2 separate regions of the Homo sapiens genome follow, and region 2 is linked to region 1. A link is a loop called in an ENCODE intact Hi-C map of the cell type or tissue named here. Cell type or tissue: gastrocnemius medialis. All regions are shown on one strand. Links, peaks and the distances in the headings refer to the core of each region. The heading gives the core; the rest is flanking DNA. Region 1 has its middle 14 kb from the start of MNX1-AS2. Region 2 has its middle 33 kb from the start of MNX1-AS1.

Region 1 (4,387 bases), core at 271-4,270:
GGGCCCCCTGACAATGATTCTCAGTTCTTCTCTCCGCTGATCTTTCTTCCTGATGGAGAGGCACGGGGTAGGCGGCCGGCTAGCTGTCGCGGGCTCTAGTGAAATCTGTGGACAAGTGCTGAGATAGGAGACACTGCACTGGTGACGCCTCAGGGCCTCAGGGTCACACCAACAGGGTCCGGCTGGTGCCGCGACCAAGTCACAGCGCCTGTCTCTGTCATCAGCTTTTCCTTTTCTCCCATATTTTCAACTTGGTTAGAGGGCAGGAGTCCCGCTCGGTTTGCCAGCAACCTCACATTGATAAGAATAAGTGCACTTCTAGCTCTCCGATCCTGGGATTTTATGACGTATGACGGGTTTTGTGTCCCTGAAAGGACGTAGGACTGTGTCTATCATTGGGTTGGTTCTCATCGAGACAGAGCGGGTGCCTGTTTATTGAGCAGACTGGGTCTCTTCCCATGGAAGTGCACATAGGAGGGTCTCTGAATCCATTCTTCTTTTCATTCCCCATTCTGCCGTGAATATTGTTGCAAACATCCACATTAATATCGATTTTGTCATTCTTTTTTTTTTTTTTGAGACAGAGTCTTGCTCTGTCGCCAGGCTGGAGTTCAGTGGAGCGATCTCAGCTCACTGCAACCTCTGCCTCCTGGGTTCAAGTGATTCTCCTCCTGCCTCAGCCTCCTGAGTAGCTGGGACTAACGGGCACGCACCACCACACCCAGCTAATTTTTGTATTTTTAGTAGAGATGGGGGTTTCACCATGTTGGCCAGGATGGTCTCGATCTCTTGACCTCGTGATCCACCTGTCTCGGCCTCCCAAAGTGCTGGGATTACATATTTTGTAATTCTTAAAAGCTGATGGATGATCCAGGACATCTGTGCTGTCTCCAGGAGAACTATCCTCATTGAAAGTAAAGCAAGCTTCTTTTTTATTGGCCGGGCACGGTGGCTCATGCCTGGAATCCCAGCACTTTGGGAGGCTGGGGTGGGAGGAGTGCTTAAAACTAGGAGATTGAGATCAGCCTGGGCAGCAAAGTGAGACCCGCCCCGCATCTACACAAAAATTAAAAATATTAGCCAGACATGGTGGCATGCAACTGTGGTCCCAGAGGCTCAGGAGGCTGAGATGGAGGATCCCTGGAGCCCAGGAGTTCGAGGCTGCAAGGGAGCTATGATCACATGACTGCATTCCTGTCTGGGCAACAGAGTGAGACCCTGTGTCTTTATTCTAAAAAAAAAAAAAAAAAAAATTGAAATGGAAAGTCAAGCAAAGCTTGCAAAGTACAAGACAAGACCCAAGGCTCTGAGGACCAGCCTAACATCTCGGAGCCCAGCACCGCACGGCAGGCACCTGACAGCCACCCTCCATCAAACAGAGGCTGTTACTGTTTCTATTACTATTACTACTATTATTATTGCTTAATTTTGCCCAGCCTTGGCCAAATCCCTGATTTCCTAGGAAGACTCAATCCCAAACAGATGTGTGCAAAGGCCTAATTATCAGACAGGATGCAAAAACAAAGCACAACAAACCTAGACCTCCCGGGAAGTCTTTGTCCGGCACTCACCGCGTGTGGAAAAGCAAGCTCATACAACCGGGGCGTAAAACACACTCATTTAACTCATCAGAAATGCAAGGTGATTATCTGAGATTTATTTTATCCTTGCCTTCAAAATTCTGATTAGTGAAGGAAATGCAAGTCAGTCCGGTCCCAAGCCAGCTGGAGCAACCCTCAGATCGCCAGTATTCTCGCCCTTTCTGACTTCAAGGGACAAAGGGTTTTAAAGGCCCTCTGTTTTCTGAATCAGACTTAACAGGGCCGACGGAGTCTGGTTTCCTACTTTAGCAATGGTGGAAATAACACTGATAAATCAAGTTTTGGAGGTGTTCGAGCCTCACACCTAGGCAGCGGAGTGTAGGCTGGGGAGCTTGCGGGGACGTGCTGCACTGGCCCAGGTGTCCTGCCGCACCCACAGAGCACTCAACACAGAGCTCAGAGACAGCGGGTATATCACACAAGATGCACTTCCGGAACTGTGCCTCCACCCCTGTGTGTGTGAAGGAATGAGTGTTCCTTTTTTCCTTTTATTTTAACAGTTGACACTGTTAAAATAGTTCACATGAGGGCTGGGTGCGGTGGCTCACGCCTATAATCCCAACACTTTGGGAGGCCAAGGCAGGCGGATAACTTGAGGTCAGGAGTTCGAGACCAGCCTGGCCAACATGGTGAAATCCCGTCTCTACTAAAAATACAAAAATTAGCTGGGCGTGGTGGCAGGTGCCTGTAATCCCAGCTACTCGGGAGGCTGAGGCAGGAGAATCGCTTGAATCTGGGAGGCGGATGCTGCAGTGAGCCGAGATCATGCCCCACTGCACTCCAGCCTGGGCAACAGAGTGAGACTCTGTCTAAATAAATAAATAAATAAACAAATAAATAAATATAGCTCACACGGACGGGCAGAGGGCTGTTCCCCCAGAAGGTTCTGGATGGGTCTGGTCTTCCTCAGAACTCTGAGGCATCACGGGCAAGGCACCAGGAGAGAGCGGGATTTTCACTTTGCCGTCTTTCACTCCAGGGTTCCCCTCTGCAGGCCCCGAGTCAGGGCCTGGACGAATCTGAGTTGCCGCAGCTCCCTAGGGGCAGCTGGAGCAGCTGTTCTGCCCCCAGACCTGCAGGGACCCCCATCTTCACGCGGAGACAGGCGGGTGCTGCAGCCTCCAGGACCCGCTAGCTTCCTAGCTGAGTGCTTGGGAAGCACCTGGAGCAGCAGAAACAGCCACTGGGGCTGAGGAGTCAGGAGAGAGGCAGCGGCGGATGAGCTCTGTCTGCCCAAGCAGATTCCACGGCCAAAGCAGGGGGTCCGGGTATGGCGGGAGCTGGGCCCTGGCGGCTGCAGGCTGTGCACGTGGTCAGGACTCAAGGAGGTCCGGGAGTCGGGCCAGGACACGGGGGAGCGCCTGGGAGCTGCTCCCTTCCTTCCCTGCTTCCCTCAAATCGATGTCCTCTGGTTCCTACGGCCTTGGGGGCTTTGAGGGAAGCGACTCTGCACACGGATGGCAGGAGCTCTGTGCCCTCAAGCCTGCCACCCCGGAGAGCTTCCCAGGGCCTGGAGCCCAAAGTGCCATTGAAGTCGCAGTGGGAACACCTTGCCAAGCTGAGGCGCTCCGTGCCTAATGGGATAATAAAGCACTTTGTCACCCGTGAGTGAGAGGTCTGATAAAAGCAAAATATTATCACAGCATCTGTGATTAGGAGGCAGCTGCACACTGGAGACACAGCCACATTTATGAGTAAATAGAATTTGTTTCTGTGCTCTGATTATGAGGGTCACAGTGGTTTAACCCTGTTGCGGAGGCCTCAGATACATTATCTGCTCAAATAGAACTGGGAAGGAAAACACCGGCGGTCATTAAAAGCAAATTACTTTGTTGTACAAAGATAGAAGGGAGAAGGCCGTGGAAATCTTGAGGTGTGGGGCCCTGGGGGTGCCACGGAAGGGCAGCATCTCTGGAGGCACCTGCAGGCGGGAGCTGGGACATGGGAGTGACCCGCCAATCCACCGGCAGCCAGAGATTCAAACAGGTCGAGGGCTCCCTGCGGCTTCCTGGAAAGCTCTCGGGATATTTTTAGTCAATTCTGGAAGCTGCCTAGAGTGCAGGAGGTGAGGGTGTCTGTGCCTTCTTTACCTGTGAAAACAAAGGGAAAGATTTCTGCGAGATGAAATTGGCCCGTGTTTCTGGTTTTTATTTATTTGTTTGTTGAGACCGAGTTTCGCTCTTGTTGCCCAGGCTGGAGTGCAATGGCGCAATCTTGGCTCACTGCAACCTCCGCCTCCCAGGTTCAAGCGATTCTCCTGCCTCAGCCTCCCAAGTAGCTGGGACTACAGGCATGCACCACCATGCCTGGCTAATTTTCTGTATTTTCAGTAGAGATGGGGTTTCACCATGTTAGCCAAGCTGGTCTTGAACTCCTGACTTTAGGTGATCCACCCGCCTTGGCCTTCCAAAGTTCTGGGATTACCGGTGTGATCCACCGTGCCTGGCTGTGTTTCTGGCTTTAAATGTATCAAAGGACTTGCTTGTGTTTTGATGCATTGATGCATTGGCTTTATTTTCAAAGTGAAATCTCTGGCCAGGGGGCCTCTTTGGAAGGAGGGCTGGCACAGTGCCATCTCTACACTGGATACTGTGGGGAGTTAAAAAAAGAACCAAAAACTGGCCAGGCACAGTGGCTCACGCCTGCAGTCCCAGCACTTTGGGAGGCCAAGGCGGGCGGATCGCTTGAGCTTAGGCGTTTGAGACCAGCCTGGGCAACATAGCAAAACCCCATCTCTACAAAAAATGCAAAAAAATTAGCCGGGCATGGTGGCATGCATCTGTAGT
Region 2 (4,387 bases), core at 191-4,190, 51 kb after region 1:
CACCCTGGTCATTGCCTGGGGCCCTGGCCTCACCTTCCCCTGCTCTGCTGGGGCCCCAGCTGGCTGACCCTGCAGCTCCGCAGACCGCTGGCTTCTGGCTGGATCCTGATAACGAAGGTACAGGTGAAAGACGGGAAACAGAAAGAAGGGTGACACCAGGCGTTTTGAGTCTTGGTGACTCAGTGGGCGTCCCTGGCTGCTGGGTCGTGCACCCCCTGTGGCTCCAGCTGTTCCAGAGTCTGAGAATGAGTAATGTAGGCAGTTGTCACACAATGGTAAGGATTTGCATATCCAAACACGTCGAGCATAGAAAAGGCACAGTGAAAATATGGCATTAGAAACTTACGGGATGATGGCCAGGCGCGGTGGCTCACGCCTGTAATCCCAGCACTTTGGGAGGCTGAGGCAGATGGATCACTTGAGGTCAGGAGTTCAAGACCAGCCTGGCCAACATGGTAAAACCCTGTCTCTACTAAAAATACAAAAATAGCTGGGCGTGGTGGCGGGTGCCTGTAATCCCAGCTACTCGGGAGGCCGAGGCAGGAGAATCGCTTGAGCCTGGGAGTTGGAGGTTGCAGTGAGCCGAGATTGTGCCACTGCACTCCAACCTGGGCCACAGAGTGAGCCTCCATCTCAAAGAAAAAAAAAAAAAAAAAAGATTCTTACAGGACCGCTGTTGTCTATGTGGTCTCGAGGTGACCGCAGTTACATGGTATATGACTGCACTCACAGTGCCTTCTACTCTCCTTGTTGGAATCTGACTCCAGTCCCAGCCCTAGGTCAGGGGCTCCCAAGGTGCCTTCCATTGCTGAGCTATTTGGTGGAACCCAGGGGTAGCTTCTCAGAAGAAAGTGTTTCAGTGAATAATGCAAAATACGTAGGCTTAAGAAGGAGAACACTATACTGGAATATACTTATCAAAACATTTAAACAAATGTGTGAAAGAGCACCGTGTACACCTCTCTGTTAACGCACGAAATGACCAGATCTCTCGGAGGGTCTAACCCTGGCTATTTTGAAGGAATGACGTGTGTAAACAATCTAAGATCTCTGTGAAAATGTGAGGCATATGGAGATGTCTGCACTAGTGTGATAGTAAAAATATCTGTGCTTTCTGCTGGTGACAGAGCCACAGGATGAACTAATACAACTGTGCTTTGTAGTTCACGTTCATTATTGAAGGGCATGTGAGATTTTAGTTGGAAATTAGTGAAAATAAAGATATAATTATTTCTCACTCAGGTTCACGGACTTCTAAATTTTATCCACTGACCTCTTGGAGGGTCTCTAAAATCCAGATTAACAAACTTGCTGGAGATAAATTAAACGTTCCCTTGAATTCTCAGGCTGAGACCCACACTGTTCTTCCCATTTCAGCTGGTGGTTGGTTTTTGAGATGGAATCTCACTCTGTCACCCAGGCTGAAGTGCAGTGGTGTGATCTCGGCTCACTGCAACCTCCGCCTCCTGGGTTCAGGCGATTCTCCTGCCTCAGCCTCCTGAGTAGCTGGGATTACAGGCACCTGCCACCATGCCTGGCTAATTTTTTGTATTTTTAGTACAGACGGGGTTTCCCTATGTTGGCCAGGCTGGTCTTGAACTCCTGACCTTGTGATCCTCCTGCCTCAGCCTCCCAGTCAGCTGGGTTTGAAGTGACCATCGTTCTTTCTCCCGACCGCACAGCTGCCTTCCCCACGGTGTCTGACTCCTTGCAGAGTTAAAGTCGTTGCTCTTTGAGGCTGAATATTCTCAGCAGGCACCTCTGTCTGGGCTCAACAGAAGTCCACATTTTCCCAAAACAGCACTTCGGATGTGAAAGGCTTGGTGTAACTTCCAAAGCCCTCCAGGCTTGTCGTCCCCAGGTTGGTGTGAATCAGTGCAAGCTGGTCCTCTCCAAGCAGAATTCCACTTTTAATATTTTAGGGAAATTATAGAATAATATATTTCCTCGCTGGAGACAGTTTCCTGGCCCCAAAAGAAGCATTAGTCAGCTGTGGCGCAAGCAGCTTTCTTTCCTAATGGAGCCCTGTGCACGCATCTCTGGCCCCACTGGGGTTCTGAATTAGGTCACAGATGCAGACGTTTGCTCGAAGTGGCTGCCGAGCTCAGACCCGGCGAGATGGTGGCAGGCCTCCACCCACAGCCTCCCTTGGTCACCAGAACCACGGAACCGAAAGAAAAGGGAGGCAAACTGCTGATGGAAGAGGGGAAGAAGATCCGCTAAACCAGTTGTCCGACGAGCTTGTCTTTTTTTCCTTTTAATTAAATGAATGGTTCAGATGAAAATTCTCCACATGACTTCTATTTATGGACCCTGCGTTGACAGTATGACTCATGGGGTCCTGGAGCCCTGCTGCGTAGTGACTTGCTGCACACGGTGTATTATTACTTTCCCAGGACCACCGTAACAAAGTAGCACAATCCCGGGGCTTGAACAACGGAAATGTGTCAAATGTGTCAGCTCCCAGCTCAGAGACTGGGAGACCAGGCCGAGGCGCCGGCAGGGCTGGTTCTTTCTGAGGCTGAGGGGGAGTCTGTCCCAGGCCGCCCTCCAGCTTCTGGAGGTTGCTGGCAGTCTCTGGTGGCCCTGGCTTCTGGAAGCATCACCCCACCTCTTCCTGCGTGCTCACCTGGCCTCTCCCCGTGTGCGGTCTGTCTCTGTCTAATCTCCCCCTTTCATAAGGACACAGGCACTCGGGATTAGGGCCCATCCTAGAGACCTCATCCTACCTTGATTACATCTGCAAACACCGTATATCCACATGAGGCTACCCTTACGGGTATTGGGGCTTAGGCTCTGATGTGTGAGTTTTAGGGGACATAATCCCACCCATAACACACATGATCTCTTTGGAAAGTGGAAGCTTCTCAATGCAGAAGCAGCGTCTCCAAGGCCTTCTTGCCTCTCAGACACAGGGTCGAATTCAGAAGTACGAGCTGAGCCAAATTCCCCCAGCCCCATTTCCTGCCTGACACCCCATGCTCAGGTGAGTTGGCCAAGGACTGGAACGGCTGATGCCGATGGAAATCCATGCTTTCTCTGTGACGTGCTCACACCCCACTGCTTTTCTCCCGGTCTTAGAAACCCCCTTCAACCGTGGCCTTGGCGGTGAGCTGTAAACCAGCGGTGTTGGAGCCGATGCCTGTCAGACGGAGCAGTTTATCACCACACTCAGTTGATTAATACCTGTCGGCGGGTGTTCAGACACGCGGCAATGCTGCCCTGGAGTCCCAGAGGTGTCTGTGCACACGGGAAGTGGCAACGAAGGATCCGAGTCTCCCTATCTGCTGGGCAGACCTTGAGGTGGCCCTTGGGTGGAGGGTGGAGGCACGTCAAGCAGGGGGCACAGCCTCTATGCCACGGTGTCTGCCCCTCACCAGCAGGCTAGGGGCAGACTCCCACCCTGGCAGAAGCCTGGCAAGGCAGAAAGGACCTGAGGAACTGGAGAACTGCCTCCAGGCTCAGCTTTCCGCAGGCACGCCCGCAGCGTGACTCCAGGCCTGTCATTCACCGCCGTGGCTCCCCGTGTCCCCATCTGTTCACGAAGGGCCTGAGCCGGAGGAACTCTCTGGCCCTTCCACTCCTTGTATCTGTTCTGTGATCCGGCAGCCTGTCAGGGAGCACAACTGCCTCTCACTCATGGAGGGGCTACGGGACCCACCTTCCGGGTGTCATCCCCACCCATGACTCCAGTGCCTAGTGCTGCTGCTGTGCCCGGCACAGGGTTGGCATCTGTCTTCATCAGGGGTTGTGTGGTTACAAGGAATAGAAACCCACTCGGCCTTGCCTGGGTGGCATGGGGCATGCTGGAGGATACCCAGTTCACCCCACAGACACTCAAGGCAGAAGCCAAACCAGGCCACATGTGTCTTAGACACCTTGGGCTGTCAAAGACACGGCTTCTCCCTGTTTCATGGGGGCACATGGTCTGTGCATATACACCTGTGCATGCCCATGCCCCACGCATGCACACACGTGTGCACACATGCACACAGGCCTTCAGCTTGCCTCAGCACAGACTCTGGTTCGGCTCTGCTTGGCCTTTCATTCCAGCATGAACCGTCATCTGTTGACTCCTGAGCTCTTAGTTCAAGGTACCAAGACAGAGAAGGAGTAACTTGGGCTGATGCTCCGTGGGTTATGCTTTCATCCTTGGTGTGATCAGCTGTGGAAGGAATTTAGAATAGAAAAAATGGCAAGGAGAAAGGCAGGGGCTGGGGCCGGGGAAGGGTGTGGCGGGAAGCCAAAGCAACCAATGGTATTTCAGTTCCGATGCTCAATGAATGTTTATTGATTGATTGATTGATTGATTGATGAATGAGTCTCCAAAGGGGAAGCTTGGGTCACTGCAGTAGACAGCTGCCCAGCATCCAAAGCTCATGCTCTG

Evidence for each region. Peaks named below come from ENCODE experiments on the same cell type or tissue, not always from the same donor. Only the 100,000 strongest peaks of a DNase experiment are listed, where the experiment ranks them.
Region 2: a loop joins it to region 1, with 8 times the contacts of the local background. A loop is called at or near these places in 2 of 110 quality-filtered maps.

Annotation. Positions count from the first base shown.
Region 1 is chr7:156,990,491-156,994,877 of GRCh38, forward strand. No RefSeq gene overlaps it. Among named protein-coding and RNA genes, the nearest start is that of MNX1-AS2, 14 kb to the right of the region's middle. In gastrocnemius medialis, for the core only: no CTCF peak of the experiment used is centred there; no DNase peak of the experiment used is centred there; H3K27me3 peaks cover 1,608 bases.
Region 2 is chr7:157,041,968-157,046,354 of GRCh38, forward strand. No RefSeq gene overlaps it. Among named protein-coding and RNA genes, the nearest start is that of MNX1-AS1, 33 kb to the left of the region's middle. RefSeq lists an enhancer at 3,440-3,940. In gastrocnemius medialis, for the core only: no CTCF peak of the experiment used is centred there; a DNase peak (open chromatin) is centred at 2,024; H3K27me3 peaks cover 472 bases.